Regions from separate parts of the Mus musculus genome. Here region 2 is linked to region 1. A link is a loop called in an ENCODE intact Hi-C map of the cell type or tissue named here. Cell type or tissue: heart. All regions are shown on one strand. Links, peaks and the distances in the headings refer to the core of each region. The heading gives the core; the rest is flanking DNA.

Region 1 (7,753 bases), core at 1,988-5,987:
TGAATATGCAGGTGGAGCATCAGTATAGGGTGGAGCCTGAGGAAGATGTAAGGTCTGAGGATATACTGGATTCCCAGGAGGTTGCACAGGGTAGGTAGGCTGTGTTGGATATTGACCTGGAATACAAAAGGGGAGGAGAGATGTTGTCTGTCAGATTAGGAGGGGAGGTGGCAAACAGGAAAGATGCTCAGTGTGTGAGACAAAGTGCTGCTCTTCCTGAGGACCCCAGTTCTATTCCCAGCACCCACATATGACACAACCTCCTTTCAACGCTACCTTCTGCCTTGGTGGGCACCTACACTCACACTCACAGACACTTACACAGGCAGAGGCAGGCACACTTTGAATAAAAACAAGTTTGTAAGCAGAGCTACTAGACGGGCCAGGGTGCACAGGGTGGGGAGCAAGCAGAAGAGCTGCAAATAAGGCTGCCTTATTTCTTAGAGCCAGGAAAATAAGGATGGTCTCGGCACCCTCGCGCCCGAAGGTGCTGGCTTCTGACTGGGCAGAAGGCGCCGTTCCCACTAGCATACTGATTGATGGAGGCTAACTTGGCCATGTTCCCTTTCGAATAGAGGGCAGGTCTGAGGACCCGTTCCGGGGTCTCCGGACTGCTGGTGTCTTAGGGGACTCCTCTGGGTGATCTCCCCCGGGCTGTGCTGTAACCAGTCCTGACTCTGTGGGACCCACGGTTCTCAGTGTTTACCTCACGGGTTCCTAGTCAAGGTCGACCTCCAAAGAGTGAGTGACTGGAAGTTAACCGTGAGAAGGGCGGCGGGTGGAGGGGTGGGGAACGCGACCATGTTCTCACAAACATTAGCAACGCACAGGGGCGGCTACGAGTCCGGGCCCCGAGGAGGAAGCGCCAGAAGTCCCCGGCGGGCGAGAACGGGTCCTCGAGGGCCTGGGCCGTGCAGCGGAGCCGGCACCTCAGCAGTTAAGCTCGGCCGAGGCCTGTTGTTCCGAGGCGCGGCGCCCCGCCTCCGCCCGCCCTCCATTGGCTTCCCCAAATCCCTGCTCTAGCTCGCCATTCGCTCCAGCCGCTGTCCGTCACGGAAAAGCCCCCCCACCCCACACACAGGAGCCCGCGGCTCCAAACTGCGCCACACGGTTTATGGGGTCGGGGCCCAGAGGGCCGAGCGGCTGCGTTGTGGGGGTGGAGGGGGGCGGCCACGTCAGGTGCGGCCGCGCTGTGCGGCCCGCTGAAGAGAGCCGCACAGACCGCCCCAGGCCCGACGTCCCCCAGCCCGCTCGACCCGAACCCGCCCGCTTCCCCGACGGCCCCCGCCACTTCCCGGCCTTGCCTTTGCTGTTCATGGTGGCTCTGAGTCCGCTCCCACTCGGCGTCGCGGACGGTTATTTTTCTCGTCCTCTTCCTGTTCGGAGTCACTTCCGTGTCACGTGACGTTCGTCCACTCTGCGTCAGGAGATGCCCGAGTGCGCCGCCGCCGGAAACCCCGCCCCCTCGCAGGCCGGCCAGTCGCGGCAAGGAGGGCGCTCGCGGCCCTGCTCTGCTCGGAAGCCCCGCCCTCCCCGCGCGCTCTGCCCTCACGGCGCGCGCCTCCTCTGGGCTCGGCCCCGCCCCTCCCTGCGCGGCTTCGCCCTCACCGCGCGCTTTGCCCTCACTAATTGCCCCGCCCTCCCTGCGAGGCCCCGCCCTCCTCGCTCTCCCCGCGTTCCTTGCTCTCTCTGCGCGGCCCCGCCCTCACCGCGGTCCTTGCTCTCACCGTGCGCCCCGCCCTTATCACGAGCCACTCCTTCCCGCGCGGCCCCGCCCTCACCGCACCGCTAGCCCCGCCTCCCTGAACGCTCCGCCTTCACCGCGGGCTCCTCCTTTCTGCGCGGCCCCGCCCTCCCTGCGCGACCCCTCCCTCACCGCGCGCTCCTCCTTTCTGCGCGGCCCCGCCCTAAAGAAAGCGGAGTCAGCTCATCTCAGGGCGACTTCCTCACTGTGAGTCGCCTCTGCTCACCAAATTCAGGTGTGAACACAGGCTGTCACGACTCCACAGTGCCTGCGAGACGCAGCCCAGACCTCAGACCTTAGCCTGTCCGCCGTTCTGGTCCTTCCAGGCCTCTTGTTGAGGGCCCAGCGCCTGGCTTCGTGCTCGGAGATGGACCGTGTCCCCGCGCCCCGCCCCCTGTCCTGAGATAGACCGTGCCCCAGCACAAGCTGAGGGGACGCAGCCAGCACCTGCACCCTGGCCTGGCACGTCCTACGGGGACCTGAAAACTCCCTACAGATGTTGTGAGTGGTTTAGCCCGCGCTCAGTTGTCCAGAAGAGTAGCGACGACGTCTCTTAGGACAGTGATCACATTTTTTCCCGTTTCCTCGTTCCAGAATATCTGCTGAGCAACCGAACGCGCTCTCATAGATGCACAGAGGAACCGACCGCCGCAGCTGTCTGCAGAAGTTCGTGTTGTGCGTGGTCAAGTAGATGGGCAGGCTTTGGAGGGAGAGGTCCTTGGTGAACGGACTCCTGATTCGTCCGACACCGAAGGCCTTGCTTGTGTGTCAGGTGTCTATTTAACAGTTTGCGTGGCGTCCTGTAAATGCAGTTTCGTCCAGTCGGCAAGCACAGCAGCCTGAGAGGCTGATCTAGTTCAGCCTGGGGACCTGCGCATGAGTGTCATGGGTTCACGCCGACACACATATAAAAATAAACATTCGAGAAGAAAAGAAAAACTGATCTAAAGGACAGGTTACAGACTTGAGTTTTGTGTTCGGCCTCCCAGGTTCCGGGTCAGTATTTCCATTTTGGTTTCCTGTCAGCACACAGAGCATCCCCTAACTAGGCTGCGCTAACTAAAGGATGTTAGGGAACTCTCTTGGGTATTTTTTAAGTTCCCATTAAGTATTTATATTAATTTGATTTGGATTAAATCAGTATCATAAAGACTGTGGTATTTACATTTCCTTGACTAAAGCAAAGTATCCATAGACATATGAAATAAAAACAATAGTAGCAACAACATAAATTTAAAAAGTCAGATGCTGCTATGGGGTAACCATTCCAAGGACCACTGTCTTATGAAGAAAAGGTTAATTCAATATCCAGGCCCTCCTAGGGCTGACTCCTGAACGTGATAGCTGCTCTCGGCTTGGTCGATCGCTCCTATGCTAGGTGCCTGATACTTTGCTTAATATCCTGAACCCAAGGCCTGGGGATGCAGGAGCACCCCGCGGGAAATGGGGAGCTGCAGGCCGCTGCTGTTTCCACCAGGTGGAGCTAAGTAGCAGCTGGCTCCAGTCCCGGACAGCAGGGCGCATCGGTGTTTGTTCACTTAGCAAACACGCTTTCTTACAGGAATGTAGCAACTACTTAATGAATGCCCACTGTGTCAGGCCCCATCTTAGGTGCTAGAGAAACAACTGCGACGAGGCGGGCAGAGTCTTCCACCATTTTGAAACTAACAGCCTAGAAAAGCCACTGTAATCGTAGTGCGGCCTTTAGAGACAACGAGTACACCTGCGATGCCAGGAAGCGCACATAGATGAGGGCCTACTATCTTCTCCTTAAGGGACGGTTTCCCGGGGGAAATGATGCCTGAGACGAAATTTGAGGAGTGCATAGCCACTAAACAAGTGAAGAAGATCCCCGGCGAAAAGGAAGACATCACTCATACCATAGCGCTCAGAGAGTGCGGCCAGATCACAGAAGGCAGGACTGGTGGGAGATGAAGCTGAAGAGGAAGCAGGAGCCAGGCAGTGCTGAGCCCAGGGCAGAGCCTGGGTGGAAACACGCCTTCTGTCCGGAGGACCCTGACTTGCCACTGAAGAGTTTTAAGTAGAAAAGTCACATGGTCATGTGGGTCTTTTTTAAAGAAAAAAACAAAACATAAAACATTTTATAATTACATTTTGAGTATTCGTGTTTGTGTATGCACCTGTGTTTGTGGGTGCTGCTGTACCTCAGCAGGTAAAATACAAACCATGAAAGCCAGATCACCTGAGGACAGTCCCCAGAACCCATAGTGGAAGGAGAAACCAACTTCTGAAAGTTGCCCTCTGTCCTCCACAAGTGCCTACACACACAGACATAAATTAGCAATACTAAATTTAAATTTAAAAATAAGTTAATAGGGGCTGGAGAGATGGCTCACAGGTTAAGGGCACTGACTGCTCTTCCAAAGGTCCTGAGTTTAAATCCCAGCAACCACATGGTGGCTCACAACCATCTGTAACAAGATCTGATGCCCTCTTCTGGAGTGTCTGAAGACAGCTACAGTGTACTTACATATAATAAATAAATAAATAAATAAATCTTTAAAAAAAATAAATAATAAATTTAAATTTAAAAATAAGCTTTAAGGAAGAGATTGGGGAGATGGCTCACTGGTAAAACATTGGCTCTACAACCAATAAGAACCTGAGCCTGGGCACCCAGCACCCAGCACCCAGCAGAGGGCAGCAGCTAGGGAGGCAGACACAGGCGGCCCTTAGATGCAGGTGGTTCCAGGTTCAATAACAGCCTCCTGATATATATAAGAATATAGCTGTAGGAACTTGGAAGGCTGAAGCAGGAGAACCTTGGTCTCAGGAGTTAAAGACCAGTCCAAACAACATAAGACTCTACTTCCAAAAGAATAATACACACGGCAGAAAGGATTCCATTTCATAAAACATAGAAATTAAAATCTAATGTAGAGTGACCTAAATGTGAATTAATGGCCAGCTGTGAGGGCAGAAGAGAAAGGAAAGGAGTTTAGAAGGAGATTTAGAAAACTTGCATCTGGAAGCTGACAGCGCGAATTTTGAAGAAAAAACAAAACAAAACAAAACAAAAAAACCCTTACCCAGGGCAGGAAAAGACAAAGAATTTATTGAAATACAGGACAAGACAGGCGGAGGGTGAACATGACGCGGGATCATGTGACTGAGAGGAAACCACTTTCTCCTGTAACGGTCAACAGTGAGTTGCTAAGTCTCATGGGCCATTTGTCAGGATTTAAAGACCTTCATCTCTGTCGTAAGTGGTTCCTGTGCAGAGTGAGTTGGTTGTTTTGTTTTGTCTTTTTGTTTTGTTTTGTTTTGTTTTTTTTTAAGACTGGCCATTTGAGTAGGGAACTGTATTCCAGCACTTACTTTTCTTAGGACTGGAGAGATGGTTGAGTGATTAAGAGCACTGGATGCCCTTTCAGAGGACCCAGGTTTAATTCCCAGCTCCTACGTGGCACCTCACAACCATCTGTAACTCCAGTTCCAGGGGATCCAATGGCCTCTCTGGTCTTGTGGTCACTGCACATAAATGATGCCCAGACGTTTTTATTGAATGTGATTATCTTGTCTGTTGAACTGAGCTACAACGTACCATTTCACATTTGGCTTTGTGATGGTTGGTTTTCATTGTCAGCTTGACAATACAGAACCCCTTGGGAATGAGTCTCAATAAGGATTTTTCTAGATTTAGGTTGGGCTGGGGTATGTCTTTCTTTGGGGGATTGATTGTCTTAATAGAGGTAAGTTTGAGGCCAGCCTGGTCTACATTGAGCGAGATCCAGGACAGGCAAACTATTGTAGAGAGATCATGTCTCAAACAAACCAACAAAATGGACATGCTGGTGCACACCTGCAAACCCAGCACCGAAGAGACTGTCTCAGGAGAATCATGAGTTCAAGACCACCCTCGGTTACATAGTGAGACCCTCTCCAAAGAGTGAAAAAGGTCCAATTGTATATTATAAACATGTACAGCTTGTTATATATCTATTACATCTCAAGGTAGCATTACTAATTATTGTGTACATGTGTGTGTGGTGTGTACATGTGGGCACTTGTGTCATGCATGGCACATGTATAAAAGACCAGAGGACAGCTCTGTGGAGACAGTTCTCTCCTTCTAGCTCTACATAAAGAACTCTGGTCTCTGGGCTTACAAGGCATGCAGGTTGCCTTTGCCTGCCAAGCCACCTTGCCAGTATAACTGAAACTTTTGAAGAAGTAATATAGATGAGGGTTAGAAAGATGGCTCGTGGTTAAGAATGCTTGCCATGCTCACAGAGGGCTGGGCCTGGTTCCCAGCATCCACATGGCAACTTACAACAGTCAGGAACTGTAGGGATCTGACACCTTCTTCCGGACCACAGGGCACAGGGTGTGCACATGGTGCACATACGTACATGCAGACAAATGCACAGATAATAAGGAAAGTTAAGAAAATAATGGGGTAAAAAAAGAGCATATGAAATTGAAAGAAAATTAAGGGGGTGGATAATGGAGGGATCAGAGGGGAAGAAATCGATAGTGGTATAATAGGCACATCTCTACTAATCCCAGCACTTGGAAGGCGGACCCTGTGGAAGCAAAATGAAAATCAGTATGTCTTCACCTCTCTCTCCCCCAACCCCTGCCCCACCCCTCGGTCTGTCTGTCTGTCTCCCTTCCTCCTTCACAGTCTGCTGTTTTCTGACTTGTTTTCACGTTTCTGATCTCCTTAATCACTTCAGGCACTTCAGGGCAGAGGCCCTTTGTCAGAGCAGTTCTGGGTGTGGCACTTGCTGGGTGTTTCTGTAGAACCTAGGAAGGAGTGAAGGCAGAGGCAGGAAGATGTCTGAGTTTGGGGCCAGACTCACAGAGTGTTATCTAGAGAACAGTCAGGGCCACATAGTGTGATCCTGTCTGGGAGGTAGTGGGGGGGGGCAGCAATAATAATCTTGAGATGAAGAGGGAAGAAGCCAAAGATGATACTAATGAACTCTTTTAATGCACCCTGGAGTAGATTGATTCTGAATGGAAAGTCACAACATAATTCAGTAAATGCTGCCCTGGGGATGAGTAAGCTATGACGTAAGGGTGCTGGAAATGATTGTTTGTCCTCAAAAGGTTCCTGTGCTGGGAGCTTGGTCCCCCCTTCCCCCAGTGTCAGGCAGGGCACAGGGATGTGGGCAGTGACTGGGATGGGGCAACTTGGAAAGGGTTCCAGGAAGGTGATCTGGGAGGGCCAGTTATGTCCCCTGGGACGGGATCAGCTTTTGCAGGAGTGAGTTGTTGTGAGGCTGTGACATGCTTGTCCCCTTTCTGGTTGTGAGGCAGGCAGTGGACCCTGAATGAGAACATAGACACCATGCTGTTTGTATCCTCACAACCAAAGTCGTGAGCCCAACAAAGTATCCACTCTTGGGTACCCATTACAGCAGTACAAACAGACTACACAGTAACTTCCCCGTTGGCCCTCTAGTCTCCATTAGTCTGATTTAAGGTCTTTTTGTGAAAGTGCACCTTTATTGAACACCCACAACATGTTGTGATCATTCTTGTGTGACAGAGAATAAAGCGATCTCCTAGTTCTCACACCAAAGAGGAGGCTGGGGCTGTGTGAAGCATCCAGCCGACTCTTTGAAGGGATCTTTTCAAAGCTGTGGCTGGCCTCTATGTAACTAAGGGAACGGCTATTACCAGATAGTTGGTGGGAAATGGAGCCTTCTCTCCTAGTCTCAGCAAGACATTTTAGGAAAGGCGCAGACCCTGCTATGCACAATAACTTTAAAGCACTAACTGTACTGCCTCTGGGCAGCCTACTGAGTCCTGGCTGGAGCAGGACCTCCTCTGCATTGGTTTTAGTGCATTCTGTCTGTGAAACCTCAGCTTTTGCATTAGAATGGCTTAAGACTTGTTTAAAATGCAATTAAATGGAGTGATCTAGATGCATATTCTTTGCTGGTTTGGGGGTTTGAGATTTAACTATTCTTTGAGAGGTGTTTGTGTGTGTGTGTGTGTGTGTTTGAGAGAGAGAGAGAACATGTATACATGTTTGCT
Region 2 (7,753 bases), core at 1,433-5,432, 380 kb after region 1:
TTTACCCCCATCTACTGACAAATAGTTGGGTTGCTTCAGTCTCCCGACTGCTGTGAATAGTTGAGCCATAAACATGGATAACGATTATCTCGTAAAGACCTGCTTTTGCCAGGCCTAGTGGCAAAGGTTCATCTCTAGGTGAGTGTGGTTCTCAACCTTCCTAATGCTGCAGCCCTTTAACACATACCTCATGTGACCCCAACCATAAAACTATTTTTTTTGTTACTTCATAATAATTTTGCTGTTATAAATTGTAAATATCTGACCATGCAGGCTATCTAATTCTGGACCCCTGTGAAGGTTGAGAACTGCTGTCTTACAAGTTTATAGGTAGCCTGGTTTACAGAAGTCCCAGGATAGCTAGGGCTGGCTACACTCAAGACCCTGTCTTGAAAGAACAAAGAAAAAAAGAGCTTGCTTTCCATTTTCTTTGTATGTGTAGCCTAGAGAGCTGCTAAATCATCAGTTATTCTGTTGTCCATCTGAAGTACTAATTTTAATGGCATCCAGCCGGGTTTACTGTCCTAGCAGAACATAAGAATTCTAGCTGCAACTCGGGAGGCAGAGGCAAGAGGATTTCTGAGTTCGAGGCCAGCCTGGTCTACAAAGTGAGTTCCAGGACAGCCAGGGCTATACTACAGAAAAACCCTGTCTCAAAAAACCAAAAAAAAAAAAAAAAAAAAAAAATTCTAGCCGCAGTTCCTCCCATCCTTACCAGCACTTGCTGTTTTTTTCTGTTTTCATAGTAAGCTTTCTAATAAGAACAAGGTGGCTTTGGCTTTCTCCCCACTGACTAATGACATTAGCCCTTTTTCTCCAACACTGAAAACATGTCAGGAAGCAAAAAGTTGAGATTTTTTTTGTTTTTGGAAACAGGGTTTCTCTGCATAGCCCTGGCTGTTCCTGGAATTCACTCTGTAGACCAGGCTGGGTTTGAACTCAAAGGATCCACCTGCCTCTTGCCTCCGTAGTGCTGGGATTAAAGGCATGTGCCACCCCTGCTGGACAAGTTAAGAATTCTTAATCATAAGCTAGAGAGATGGCTTAGTGGGTTGAGAACACTGGCTGCTCTTTGAGAGGACTTGGGTTTGACTTCCCAGCACCTATAAAGTGGCTCAAAACCATATACAACTCCAGGGGATCTACTGGCTTCCAGAGGAACACATAGCACACAGGCACATTTGAAGGCAAAACATCCATACACATAAAATACTTTTTTAGCCGGGCGTGGTGGAACACACCTTTAATCCCAGCACTCAGGAGGCAGAGGCAGTCGGATTTCTGAGTTCCAGGCCAGCCAGGGCTACACAGAGAAACCGTTTTGAAAAAACAGAAACAAACACCACCCCCCCCCAATTCAATCAAACAAACAAACAAACAAACACCTTTTTCTCACTATAAGCAACAAACTGTACCTGTTCTGTTTTACTGAATTATCAACTGCAAATACACTTAAAAACAAACAAACTTATTTTATAAGCATGGGTGTTTTGCCTGCATGTGTGTAGGGTGTAGGGGTACAGGATTACCCAGGAGCTAGTTACAGGCAGTTGTGAGCTGCCATGAGAATGCTGCGACTTGAACCCAGGTCTTCTTCTGAAGAGCAGCCAGTCTCCCCATTCCTAAAATTTTAAATCTGGCTGAGGTTTTTGTTTTGTTTTTTAGACAGGATTTTAAAGCCCAGGCTGCCTCTGCCTCCTGAGTGCTAAGAAAAAGGCCATAGGTATGTCCTACCATGCTTGACTGAAGTCTGCTTTTCTTTTTTTTAAAGATTTTAATTATTATTACAAATTAAGTACACTGTAGCTGTCTTCAGACACACCAGATGAGGGCATCAGATGTCATCAAGAATGGTTGTGAGCCACCATATGGCCACCAGAACCTGAACTCAGGACCTTTGGAAGAGCAGTCAGTACTCTTACCCACTGAGCATCTTGCCAGCCCTAAAGTCTGCTTTTCAAAATGACACCTTTTTAAACAAAATACACTATCTGAGTACATTTTCTATAAAAACAATTAAGTTCCAAGTAGCAGCTATCATAATATGATGCACAGTTGGGCAGAATCAGGAAGGCAATGAAATGCAGTCCAAATGCATCACCAACAAGATGCTGGAAACGGAGAAGTCCGCAGGCTATGGATGGCTGTCACACACAAGGCAAGGCACTGCCCTCCTAGGACAGGGTCTTCTATAGCCCAGATTGGCCTCAAAACCTGATACATAGCAGAGGGTGACCTTTCTTGAACTTGACTCTCCAGACATCCCCGCTTGCCTCAATTAAGCAGAACCTGCCAACACACCCAGGTCCTCTACAGAGCAGGCTACATCCCTAGCCCAAGGCAAGGTGCTTTTAATAAATCCTACAAAGAAAGCGACTTTCTACGTGAAATATCAAGAGAAGAGATTTGTTTTTGTGGTGATGAGACCTAAAGAAACTGTATTTACTTCAGATCTCACATTAGGATGCAAAAACCCAGAAGCTAGGCTGTGTCCACCACCATTCCTGGCCCAGCAATACCTCTTACTGCCATTCCTTACTGTACCAAGTCCTGTGGTTTTCTTTCCTTCCTGGGTGAGGGGTAGGAGGTTGGTTTGGTCTTTAGAGCCTCTGCCGCCTGAGCTGGGGTTAAAGGCTTGTGCCACTACGCCTGGATCAGGTCCTATTTTAATACATTTGTCTTGCCTGGCTCGTTATCTCTGAATTACTTAACAGCTATGTTTACTAGCCTGCCTGTTTCTCCCAGCTTTAAGCTCTCTAAAGGCAGTGCCTGTCTGCAGTAAAGTGTGCTCAGTGACCAGCAGACTGTCACGAGTGAACAGTAAATATCAATAAATATCAAGTACAGAGACTTCTCAGCTGGTGAGTGAGGAAAAGGCGTCTTAGCTTCCTTCCTTGAAAAAGATGTTGAAGGTCTGGAGAAATGGCTCAACAGTTAAGAGCACTGACTGCTCTTCCAGAGGTCTGAGTTCAATTCCCAGCAACCACATGGTGGCTCACAACCATCTGTAATGAGATCTGACTCCCTCTTCTGGAGTGTCTGAAGACAGCTACAGTGTACTCATATAAGAAAAACAAAAAAACAAACAAAAAATCCTAACATAAGCCGTGTTCGAAGCCAACCTGGACTATGTATGTATGTATGTATGTATGTATGTGTGTGTGTATGTATATATAAATTTATTTAAGGCCAGTTTGGTAAGCCCTGTCTCAGGCAAAACTAAAAACGCTATAATAAACCGGACCCGGCGACCGCGTCTGGAAGTCCTGCACCATGAACTCTTCGCAACAAATCCCGTCTCAAAAAGAAAAGGCGGCTACCGAGACTCTTTTAAGTTTCTATCATAACTTAGGCGGCCAGCGGCGAGACTCCCGGAAGGAGAGGAACGCCGTGCCCCGCCACAGGGCGGGTTGCCTCGGTTTTCCCAGTCATGGAGGCGGGAGCCCAAGGCCGCGGCGTCTGCAGCCTGCCGGAGGCCGCCGCTCGGCTTTTCTTCCCGCCTCCATGCGGCGCGGGCCGAGCCAAGGAGCGCGGGAGGCCCGGGGCGCCTCTCCCAACGCGCCCCGCGGAGGCGAGGGGAGCCTAACGCCCGGGCGCTCGGGACGCGCGCGACCGGAAGCGCGCGGCCGGCCCCACCCCCACCGCGCCCCTCCCCCACCGCCCGCCGAGCCGCGCGCGACCCCCGGCCGGCGCGTGGCCGCCATTGCGTCCCCGCCGGCGCCGCCTTCCCGCCCGGGCCGCCTCGCGCTCCGCCGCGCCCCACTCACCCGCGGGGCCGCCTGGCCGCTGCCCGGGGCAGGAAGCTCCACTCCCCCGTCCCAGGCGGCGCCGACTTTACTCCTCACTTGCCAGCCGCGCACCGCAGCGAGGTGGCGCGCGTCCCAGGGGTCGGCGGGGTGCGGGAGGAGAGCGTAACTCGAGAGCCAACCGTCGCGGCTACCGTTTCCCGGCCGCGAGGGGCGTCGCAGGCGGCATGATCCGCACAGGCCGGGGGCCGGGGCTGGGGGGGGGGGGGGGGGCGGCCGAGGAGTGCGCGGGAGCGTGGGGAGGGGCGTGGCCTGCGCGCCGGCGTGCTGCGTCACCGCGTGGTCACGTGAGCGCCGCCATCTTGGCGAGCTCGGGAGCGCGCGGGCCGCCACGGGGACGCTGGGGGAGCTCCGGGGATCTTGGGGCAATGGCGCGGGGTCCTGACCTCCCTCTCTCGCGGGCGGGACAGCTGACCCTCGGCTACCTGCTCTGTTTAAGTAACTGTAAAACCTTGCGCTGCCATCTTAGTGCTTCGGAAAGGACTTAGCATGTCCTTGTGGGGAGTTGACCTTCATACAGATGCCTTTATCTCAGCCTTGGCAAGGTTCTGCTAGGGCATCATAGCGGTTTGCTCGCTCGCTTGCTTGTTTTTAGCATGCCCTCTACAAAGTGCATTATCAAATGTTTTGAGAAGTTGTATTTGACACCTTCCCTCCTAATAACTGGGTGAGTGAAGACTTTGGTTTTGAGCCTTCAGAACATACGATGTGATGTAAAACTGAAGCGTTTAGAAGGGCTTATTAGACTCCAGGCACCGTGATTCAGCAAATATTGCCCAATAAAGCTAAGGCCGATGACTACCTTTAAATAGAAGTACTCGGGTTTTGACTGATTAGGCTAGTTACCCAACCTCTCTGGAGTCGCTATCAAATTTATGGAAATTGCCAGGCGTGGTCAGCTGTGCCTCTGACCCCAGCACTTTGGGTTGGCAGGCACAGTGCTATCTCTTATCTTCATAGAAAGTTCCAGGCCCGGCAAGGCTATACAAAGAAAGCCTGTCTTAAAAAACTATGGAAAGTACAACACTAAGTCAGAGTCTCAACATTATGGAAAGTGACCTACAAAGTAAGGTCGGGGGAAAGCTTGCAGATACCAGCCTGGCCTGAACAACAGGCCAGCAGCAGTCATTCCATCACCCATAGTGTTTTTAAAAGGGGTCCTTTTTTTGAGATTATATTATCATTTCTCTCTTTTCCTCCCTCCAAACCTTTATTTTTTCTTTTAAAGATATATATATGTGTGTGTGTGTGTGTGTGTGTGTGTGTGTACACACATATAAATATATATTTGGTTTTTCAAGACAGGGTTTCTCTGTATAGCCCTGGCTGTCCTGGAACTCACTTTGTAGACCAGGCTGGCCTTCAACTCAGAAATCCGCCTGCCTCTGCCTCCCAAGTGCTGGCATTAAAGGCGTGTGCCACCACGCCCGGCCTATATTTATTTTTTATGTAGCTGTCTTCAGACACACCAGAAGAGAGCATCATATCCCATTACAGAGCCATCATGTGGTTGCTGGGAATTGAACTCAGGACCTCTGGAAGAGCAGTCAGTGCTCTTAACCACTGAGCCATCTCTCCAGCTCTTTCCCCCCTCCAAACACTTCTATACATTCATCCTTTCTTTCAAGTGTTTGCTTTTTAAATATATTATTGTAAATTTTGTGTGTCTGTGTGTCTCAGATGGGGAATGGTATGCGCACAGGTTTCTTCAGAATCCAGAAATGAGCGTTGGATCCTCTGGAGTTAGAATTACAAATGGTTGCTGTCAGGTCCCAAAGAAACCCAGGACAAATGGCTAACTGTGGTGTCTGTTAGCATGCCAAAGCACAGGCTGGTAGCCAGGCTCACAATCTGCTCTTCTCTAGCACACACCAACCCCCTACCCTAAACCCAGGCTGAGGGCCTTCAGTTCTCTTCCCCCAGCTTCTGAGTTCCAAAAATCCTGCCAGTTTGGCCATCTCTCTTGGCTCTTTGCCTCTTCCAACTTTCTCTTCCTTTTTCTTGCTCTGCCCCCTGTCAAAGCTCTGGTCAGTCTGTTATTTGTCTCCCTGCCCTGGCCTCTTCCCATGCCTCTGGCTGTACTCTCTCCCACATCTACACTCAAAGCCTTCTCCTCAACCATATGCCTCAGAACGGTCATGTCCTCATTTCATTCAGCTGTGAGCTGTCTGATACATGCCGGAAACCTAACATGAGACCTCTGCAAGAGAAGCGTTCTCATCCTTTAACCTGGAGACATCTCCCAGCCCCTGCTGATCATTTAAAAATAAAGAGAAGGATGAAGAACTATCTGAGAGGATCCCTGGATTGTGTGTGGTGGCACTCACCTGAAGGTCCAGCACTTGGGGGTAAAGGCTAGAGGGTCTGGACATCAGCTCAGCAGGACGGATGAGTCTGGAACTGTAGGATGGGTATCTTCCACTGTTTATTTACCTCCCTTACATCCTGCACACGCTGGCAGTCATTGGAATAGGACTTCTTGACCGAAAGGAGGGGAGTGTGCCATGCTGATTGGCAAGGACTCAGAATCCCTACCTCCCAGAGCTGATTAAAGCGAGGGGCCTGGCATCTCTGGGTATTGGATGTTGCCTGATAATTTTTATTTTTTAAAGACTTATTTTACTTATATGAGTACACTGTAGCTGTCTTCAGACACACCAGAAGAGGGCATCAGATCCCATTACAGATGGTTGTGAGCCACCATGTGATTGCTGGGAATTGAACTCAACGACCTCTGGAAGAGCAGCCAGTGCTCTTAATGACTGAGCTATCTCTCCAGCCCCTAGTCCCAACTTTTAATTGAACTAGAACCAGAGCTCAATGTCAGGTGAGTCCCATTGAATTGTTTCGGCCCAGACTTTGGGGACTTCGGCTAGGAACCTCTGAAGTAACGGGCTTGGAGATAGGCTGGCTGAGGGAACAGTTTGTGTTCCTATTCTTGGGCCAAGGTCAGAGCATGGATGGGGCCATTCTTATCCAGCACTTCCACTCCCTCTAGACCAAAATAGTGGGTTTCCATCTTGGTGAGGAGGTCTCTTCCCAGCAGGGGATATGGGCAACCAGGAATGACCATAAACACGTGAGTTACCCATTGCACTCCCAAGTCCACCTTTCTTCAGGTAGTCAGTGGTAGGGCTTGGTGCTTGTTGCCCCTTGCATCCTTGCACCCATGTTCACCAGACAGTCTGCAGGCTTCCCCTCCACCTTTAGGGTTGCCCAGGGTTCATGGAGGGTGTTAAGCCCCGACACCCTCAGTCATCTTCTAATTCCAGAACCTTTGGACCATCTCTTTGATGTTTTCTTAGGATACTCATCTTGGCACTCATGCTCCCAGCAGCCTTTCCCCTCAATAGGCACACTGGTCCCTCTCTGATGGAGAGTGGTTCTTTCTTCAGTGGGAGCAGCTCTGCCCCTCCCAGGAGCTGATTTTTCAGCTCACTCTTGTCGGACAGCTGTGGCTTGTGGCAGCACGTAGTACTTCCTCCAGTCCTCTGGTCTGTCATTCTCCGGGGTCTCCCGGTTGTGAAAAGCTCTCAGCTCTGTGGCTGCTACCTCACTCAGTTGCTTACCTGAAAAGCCACCCAGGCGCTGGAGCATCCAATGGATGTGAGGGGCAGTTCGGTTAACAAAAGCCATGTTCACAGATGACTGGTGCGTTCTGGCTTCTGGTCAAAGGTCAAAAGGAGTATAGGTCTTATAGGCTTCATAAAGTCTTTCTAGATATTCCCTGGGGCTCTCATTCTTTCCCTGCATCACCTGGCTCACCTTTGATAAATTTGCAGGCCACCTGGCAGCCTCTCAGAGGCCATCCATCAGAATCTCCCATCATCCTCTCTCTCCTCTGTTGTGAAGAGGACATGGAGGAGTTGCCAACAGTCATTTTAGGTGGGCAGGTGAGTCAGCATGGTTGAATCTAGGAGACCCGTGAGAGCTGATGCTCTTTCTGA

Evidence for each region. Peaks named below come from ENCODE experiments on the same cell type or tissue, not always from the same donor. Only the 100,000 strongest peaks of a DNase experiment are listed, where the experiment ranks them.
Region 2: it touches region 1 in a loop (2.0-fold over the local background); 1 of 42 quality-filtered maps calls a loop at or near these places.

The regions. Positions count from the first base shown.
Region 1 is chr15:100,609,276-100,617,028 of GRCm38, reverse strand. It overlaps C330013E15Rik (RIKEN cDNA C330013E15 gene), which reads left to right and starts at 1,919. Exons shown (of 2, transcript NR_045701.1): 1 at 1,919-2,245; 2 at 2,339-2,889. Dazap2 (DAZ associated protein 2) reads right to left here and starts at 1,367. Exons shown (of 4, transcript NM_011873.2): 1 at 1,305-1,367; 2 at 1-116. The coding sequence starts at 1,317. In heart, for the core only: a CTCF peak has its summit at 4,387 (motif pointing right); a DNase peak (open chromatin) is centred at 3,208; H3K4me3 peaks cover 1,578 bases; H3K27ac peaks cover 949 bases.
Region 2 is chr15:100,224,097-100,231,849 of GRCm38, reverse strand. Atf1 (activating transcription factor 1) reads right to left here and starts at 3,991. Exons shown (of 7, transcript NM_007497.3): 1 at 3,768-3,991. In heart, for the core only: CTCF peaks have their summits at 3,062 (motif pointing left) and 3,902; DNase peaks (open chromatin) are centred at 3,759, 4,079 and 4,679; H3K4me3 peaks cover 2,985 bases; H3K27ac peaks cover 3,352 bases.